Regions from separate parts of the Homo sapiens genome. Here region 2 is linked to region 1. The links are chromatin contacts, found by Hi-C or POLR2A ChIA-PET in ENCODE. All regions are on one chromosome and are shown on one strand. The core of a region is the stretch at or near the end of the contact, and the rest is flanking DNA. Distances in the headings are between cores, read along the strand shown.

What was found. Hi-C counts contacts between places; a loop is a spot of excess contacts on that map. ChIA-PET counts read pairs that join two places held with the same protein, here RNA polymerase II (POLR2A). Pooled maps may share reads with other maps.
Region 2: a pooled map shows a loop between it and region 1 (9-fold over the local background). The contact joins the promoter of SCMH1 here to the promoter of NFYC-AS1 in region 1. A Hi-C loop is called at or near these places in 2 of 37 single-sample maps with no recorded cell type and 7 of 50 pooled maps. POLR2A ChIA-PET finds 5 or more read pairs at or near these places in 1 of 52 experiments (WTC11).

What each region holds. Positions count from the first base shown.
Region 1 is chr1:40,690,561-40,693,618 of GRCh38, reverse strand. NFYC-AS1 (NFYC antisense RNA 1) reads left to right here and starts at 1,358. Exons shown (of 1, transcript NR_024567.1): 1 at 1,358-3,058. It overlaps NFYC (nuclear transcription factor Y subunit gamma), which reads right to left and starts at 1,915. Exons shown (of 10, transcript NM_014223.5): 1 at 1,752-1,915. It also overlaps a transcript of RIMS3 not described here. RefSeq lists enhancers at 928-977, 998-1,167 and a silencer at 1,408-1,507.
Region 2 is chr1:41,240,774-41,243,996 of GRCh38, reverse strand. It overlaps SCMH1 (Scm polycomb group protein homolog 1), which reads left to right and starts at 1,691. Exons shown (of 16, transcript NM_001394311.1): 1 at 1,691-1,938. It overlaps SCMH1-DT (SCMH1 divergent transcript), which reads right to left and starts at 1,639. Exons shown (of 3, transcript NR_186015.1): 1 at 1,291-1,639. RefSeq lists silencers at 1,381-1,780, 1,821-2,370, 2,471-2,630 and an enhancer at 2,951-3,130.

The DNA.
Region 1 (3,058 bases), core at 109-2,608:
TGGGGACGATAATGCCTACCTATTGGAGTTAAAATATGCCCCAAAATAGCAATTCTCTTCCTCTGCTACTTATCAATTCCCTTCTCCAGAAAATGTAGTTGCATTCACATAAAACTAAATTTGAAAACCCTAGGAGTTTCTTGAAATTGGTATGAAAACAGAAGAGTACCATCTAAAGCTAAAAAGGACTACCTAACAAAAACAAGGAAAAACAAATTAGGAAAACACAGATGTTTAACATAAATGTGTTTCCATGGCCCTCACACACTGGGACGAGCAAATGTAAAGCAATACAAGTAACTACGATTCAGATTCAGTGGAAAAGAACATATTCCCAACAAGTTGACTGGAACGACTCTGGATTGGAATAAAAACTTTTTGAATATGAACCAGAAAGTGTTGACAAGTCCTGTTCCTTAAGAAGCTATGCATGGGCTTTTTTTTGGTTTGGAGCTGCTTATTTGAAAAAACAAACAAAAAATTCAAAGTACACATGGGAATGGGTATACTTTTTAGGCACATATACAAGGAAATAAACCAAGACCGAAAATTTCTGGCTAGCTCCCTTTCCCTTAAAGGGGAACCTAACAATATTTACTCAACAAATAACTACCAACTACCTAATATTTGCTAATGTGGCTTTGGAAACTCAGCCATGACCTGTATCCTTCCTAGAGCAGCAAATTTCATATACAACATCTCAAAACTACTTGTATGGTCCTGAGACTCAATAATGTATAACTGTTCTATTAATACACTTCCCAAGTCCGAAAATGTCCCCTAAAATGCTTCCTATATCAGATTTTGTCACTTTAAATCTGATACTACTTAATGCTGTGCTTCCTAGGCTCGGACAGAGCACACTTCTCAATAGCATTCCTCTCTCGGTTTACTTGCTCCTCACATCACATCCCAGGTCCGTTGACTCTGGACTCCAGGGCTCCACCAAAACCTCAGTGTTTGAATGCTTGCACTCTCCAGCAAAATCCCTGATCCGATTCTACCGTTCAGCTATGCCCCTAGCCCTGATGCCTTTCTTCCTACACCATACACTCACACCGTGGACTTCAGGGCCACTTCCAAACTGGGTCACATTAGCAACCCTGGATCTCGAAGACTCTCAGCCTGTCACTTGGGTTTCGGTGTTTCCAAGCCTGGAACCCTGAGGGCCTGCACACCCCAATCTTGGGCCATGCATGTACCAGGAAAAGCACCTCTGAAAGTGAGTGTCCCCCATTCCCAGGCCATGGCCTAAGCTACCCCCAAAGTACCTGCCAGGCCATCACCCTCTCTTCCCCCTTAAAGCCTCTAGGCTCGCCCTCTCGCCGCAACCCCACGCCTGCGCCGCAGGGGGTCATTGCCCCAGCCGCCCTAGCCCAAGACGCGCGCATCCCCGCAGCCTCAGATTCCTTCATCACCCCCTAGACCGGAGCTGGCGCGTCCAATAAGGTGCCAGGTCCGCGGCCTCCCCGCCACCGACCAATCACGAGCGAGCCCCCCCGCCGTCGCCTTCCGCCAATGGGAGAAAGCCCGCGGGCCGGGCCGACGAGGCACACGGACCCCACGAGCGCGGCGGCGGCGACAGCAGCGGGCCAGGCAAGAGCACAACATGGCGGCGGGCAGGACGGACCGAGCTACAGCAGCGGCCGCGCGAGGAAGTGAGGTCTCTGGCGAAGGCGGGAAGCGCTGCCCCTCCCCCCGCCGCCGCTTCCCTATCACCCTCGCACAGAAACTCCCGCACACTCACACACCTCTGCTCAGGAGTCCAGGAAGAGCAGGAGCCGCCCCCGCGCTCCTACGGAGTCGGGCAATGCAGAGGCCCAGGCGCGGCGGAGGGGAGGGGGAAGTGTGCGTCACGGAGAACGGAGCGCGCGCGAAGCGGGGGCACAAGCAAGATGGCGGCCACGCCGTTTGCACCGTTTCCCCTTTTCCCTTCCCCCTCCCTTGGCGCCTGGACTCCCAGTATCGTGCGGTGCGCAGAAGCTGTGCTCCTTGAGGTCTCGCGAGAATTGGGAAGGGGCGACGACAGAGGGAGGCGGAATGAGATCTGAGAGTTTTAACCCCGCCCCCTTTCGGGAGCTCGAGATCTGAGTTTTGACCCCGCCCCCTTTCGGGGGATCCGGAGGCGCTGCCCAGTGACCTCCACCACCCTGCCTATCCTTGTGGATCTCCTTGGTGCGAGCTTGAATTTTAGGAAATAAGTAGGTGTGTGCGCGTGCCCTTGAGTTTTAGGAACTAAGTAGGGGCGTGTGTGTGTATTTGTGTTTTTAATTTGGGGAGAAAGAACTGGGGGATGAAGGTCGACATGGCGTTCCAGATTAAGCATGCCGTTCAAGTAGACAGCTACTGGCACCTTAAATTCATAAAAGAGCATTTAGCACCAAACTGTAAAGTGATGTCCTCTAGAATAAAGAACAGTACTTACCAAGAATAGTTAGCTTGTAACCTTACGTCGACATAGTTGTTCTTATTTGAATGCAGATTTTAAAGTTTTATCACGCAGTTGGAAACCACAGCTACTATGAGCATGGATTTTTTCATACTTATCTCTTTCATTTCCGTGACCACTTGGTCCAAAGGCATCAGGATTGTATCCATTTTACAAATGATAAAACTGAAGCTCAAAAAGGTTAAGTAACTTGATCTAAGTCCCCACAGCTAGTAAGTGTCAAAACCCCATCCGAATAACTTCAAAACCTGTAGGTATAGTCATCAAATGTGTCTTGAATGGAATTACCTACAGTGAGAGTTAGTGCATTAGGTAACAAGCGCAGAGAGGAATGACTGCCTCTGCTGATGGTAACCTTGAATTTTACAAATGACACTGGAGCCTTTCTGAGACTAGTGTTGCATGGGTCCTCAATAAAATCACACTGTTGTTACTCACTTCCTTTGGGTTTATAACCCTGGTGATAAAGTAATTGAGAATAGTGGAGTAAACCCTCGACTTGAATTCAGGAAAATTGTTTTCAAATCCAGTTTCAATAAATCTCACATCAGGCACTCTATTTGATGAATGAATGAACAAAACCTAACTATAAGACACTTGACTTCAGGG
Region 2 (3,223 bases), core at 442-2,941, 550 kb before region 1:
CTCTGACTGGTTGAAGAAGGGAAATCAGAGATATTTAAAGAATGAGAGGGAGTGACATGAGAAAGGTTCTCTGTTGATGAGATAAAAGGGATCACGTGGCAAGGACCTGAGAGTGGTCCCCAACAGAGAGCTGGCAAAACAGTGTAGCTGTGGGATCCTAGTCCTACAGGGACATGAATTCTGCCAACAGCCCGAAGGAGCCTGGGGCAGACCTTTCCCTCGTGGAGGTGCTAGACATCTTGATTTCAGCCTATGACACCACGAGCAGAAAACCCAGCCACACCATGCCAGTTTTCCGACCTACACAACTGTGAGTAAATCAATGGGTGTTGCTTTAAGCTGCAAAATTTGTGCCAATTTGTTATGCAGGAATAGAAAACTAATATGAGCACTTACAACACTGTGCTCTCATTAGCTATTGACATAATAGTTTCCCCAAATATGGGCTCCTTAGATTTAGGCTCTAATTATCCTTGTAACCTCAGGGCTCTTCATGAGACAGGTACTCCCCAAAACGCCATGGAATGAAAGTTTAAATTAGACAACAGGGATGCAGATCAGAACCTGGATAGATTCTGACCATTTCCATTTCTCAAGAATGGGCAGACGGATACTGACACCAATACCAGGATACAAGGAGGCGGCCCCCCTTCAGTCCAAAGCTCTAAGACCTATTCTAGAGGCAAGGCAAGTAATCCAGGCTCAGCTGCCCCATCTGCTGCTCCAGCCTTGCTTAAGTGGACTTCCCTCCAAGGAACATTGTTCACAGAAGGATCATTAACAAGACATTCCTGTGTGACCTGAGGATTGCCATGTTCTAAATGATGCCCACACCCACTCCACATCCAGCTCAGCAGAGGTCTCGGGATTTATATTGCACTGTATTTTCAAGCAGCCAAAACAGAAGTCAAGACGTCAGTTTCCTAAGCTGCTAAAATGATGTGGTGGTTAAACCAATTGTGTGCCAGGCGCAGTGGCTCACGCCTGTAGTCCCAGCGCTTTGGGAGGCTGACGCAGGAGGATCACTTGAGCCCAGTAATTTGAGGTTACAGTGAGCTATGATGGCGCCACTGCACTCCGACCTTGGGGACAAAGTGAGGCTCCATCTCTAACAAAACAAAAATAGAATTGTGTAGCCAACATGGCTGGTGGGCCTGGAAGAATGAGCCTGTGCATTGTACCTGGCCCATCACGGGCTCAGTGCGTACTCGTTGAAGGGATCACCACAGGGAGGACCGAGGACGCTGACACTCCCTAGGGCATCCAAGCACCAACTCATCTCTCACCTACCCTCCGGGTGCAGTGCTATCGTGTTGGAGAAGAGGCCCCTGGGTGGCTGTGCGAAGTAACTCGCCCAAGGTCACCACACGGCCAGCCACTAGCCCGGCGGGAGTCGCCCGAGGCGAGGCCCACGTCAGCCGGTCTTGGGGGCCCGACCGGTGGCTCCTCCACCAGCCCCACGCGGCCTCAGAGCGGGCTACTGGCGTCCTCGAGATTCGAACCCGAGTCCTCGGCCTCGTCCCCGCCCTCGCGCCCTCTCAGGCCTCAGTTTTCCCATCTACAGGACGCAGACCGGAGAGCTGGTCCGGGCGCCAACTGGGCCCCCGGACCCGGGTCGGCAGGCCGGCGGGGTACGGCCGGGCCGGGTTCCCGCGCGCCCTCCCTCCTCCAGCGCGCCGCCCCGCCCCCCGCGCGAGCCCAACGGCCGAGGCGCGCGCCACCTCGCAGCGGGAGGCGCGGGGGAGGGGCCGGGGGAGCCCCCGCCCCGCCCCCCGCCTCAGCCGCCACCGCCAGCTCGGTGGAGCCCCCCGCCGCCCGCCCGCCGCTCTCCCGAGCCGCCCGCCCGCCCCCTTCCCGCGTCTCCGCTCCCTCCCTGCGCAGCGGAAACATGGCGGCGGGAAGAGAGTGAGCCGCCCCGCGCCCCCGCCGCGCCCTCAGGTAAGCGCCTCGCGGCCGCCTCCGCCCGCCTAAGAGCTCGTGCCCTGAGGGGCCGCCTGGGGCCAGAAGGCGGTGGCGGGACCTGCGCAGCCGCTGCGCCTGCTCCCCCGGGCCGGGGTCAGCCTGTCCGTCTGTCTGGCCGGCCTGCCAGTCTGTGGTCCGCGCGGGGCTGGGCCCTTTCTCGGCCGTGTCAGCCCGGCCCCGAGCCCGGAGGCCGGCTCTGCATCTGCGGTCGGGCGGGCGGGGCCCACGGTCCGGTCGCGGCCCTGACGCCGCCAGGACTGCCCGGGGGCCCCGGCACGGGAAACCCAAGGCCGGGGGCCCTTTGGAGGGTCGGCGTGGGGGCGGTCCGTATAGGTCGCCGTGTCTGGCCGGCGGGGCCGGGTGGGCCGGGGCAGGCTGGCTGGGGGCCGAGGGCCGGGCGGCGGCGCGACCCCGTCTGCGCGGGTCAGTCGGTCCCCTCCGGCGCCAGAGGTGGGAATGCCTGTGATTCTGGCTGGCCGGGTCCCGGTTCGGGGAAGGCAGAGACAGAGGTCGACGGGGCGGCGTGGCCCCCACCGAGAGCTGGGGCGCCTAGGGCCCGGAGCTGTCAGCAGCGTCCTGGGGGCTGGGCCCCGGCTGGCCGACTCACGTGTGCCGCCTGCCCCAGTGCCCCGCCGGAAACGGGCAGGGAGAGCGGCCCCGCACCGAAGTGAGCCACAGCGGCCCTGGGGGCCAGACACGTGGGCACAGTTGTGTGCCAGCCCGAGAGCATCGAAAGTGGTATCCAGCCGATGGGTGAACCCCGGAATATCTCCTGACTGGAAGAGAATTTAAAAGTCATCTAGGGGCGCTTTCTCCCATCCCATGCCAAAGTGACTTTGAAAATCCCCAAATCCCCCCGATAATTTGACGAGCCCGTTTGGAACCTCTTCCAGTGATCCGAAGCGAATCTCTTTAAAGGAAACCCATTCTGTTCCTGGACACATTTGGTTATAAGTTGAAAGAAACAGCTGGCTCCCATCCTTCCTAGTTCTTTTCCCTTATGGGAAGCTGTTAAGATATCTGAAGATAGTAATCATGTCCCCTGAGTCTTCACTTCCACTTTCTTCAGTTGTCTCTCATCTGCTGTGGTTCTCTAAACTGTCCTCTGGATGAGCTTTAGTTTCCCCCATCCCCTTAAAGGAGAGTTTCTTAAAAGTGATCCTGGAGACAAAACGTAGTAAGTTTCTCTAAGAAACAGCCCCAAGGATTGACCTGCTTAAATCAAAAGTACTCTAGATTCCCTTCCTCATTTCTGTACTGT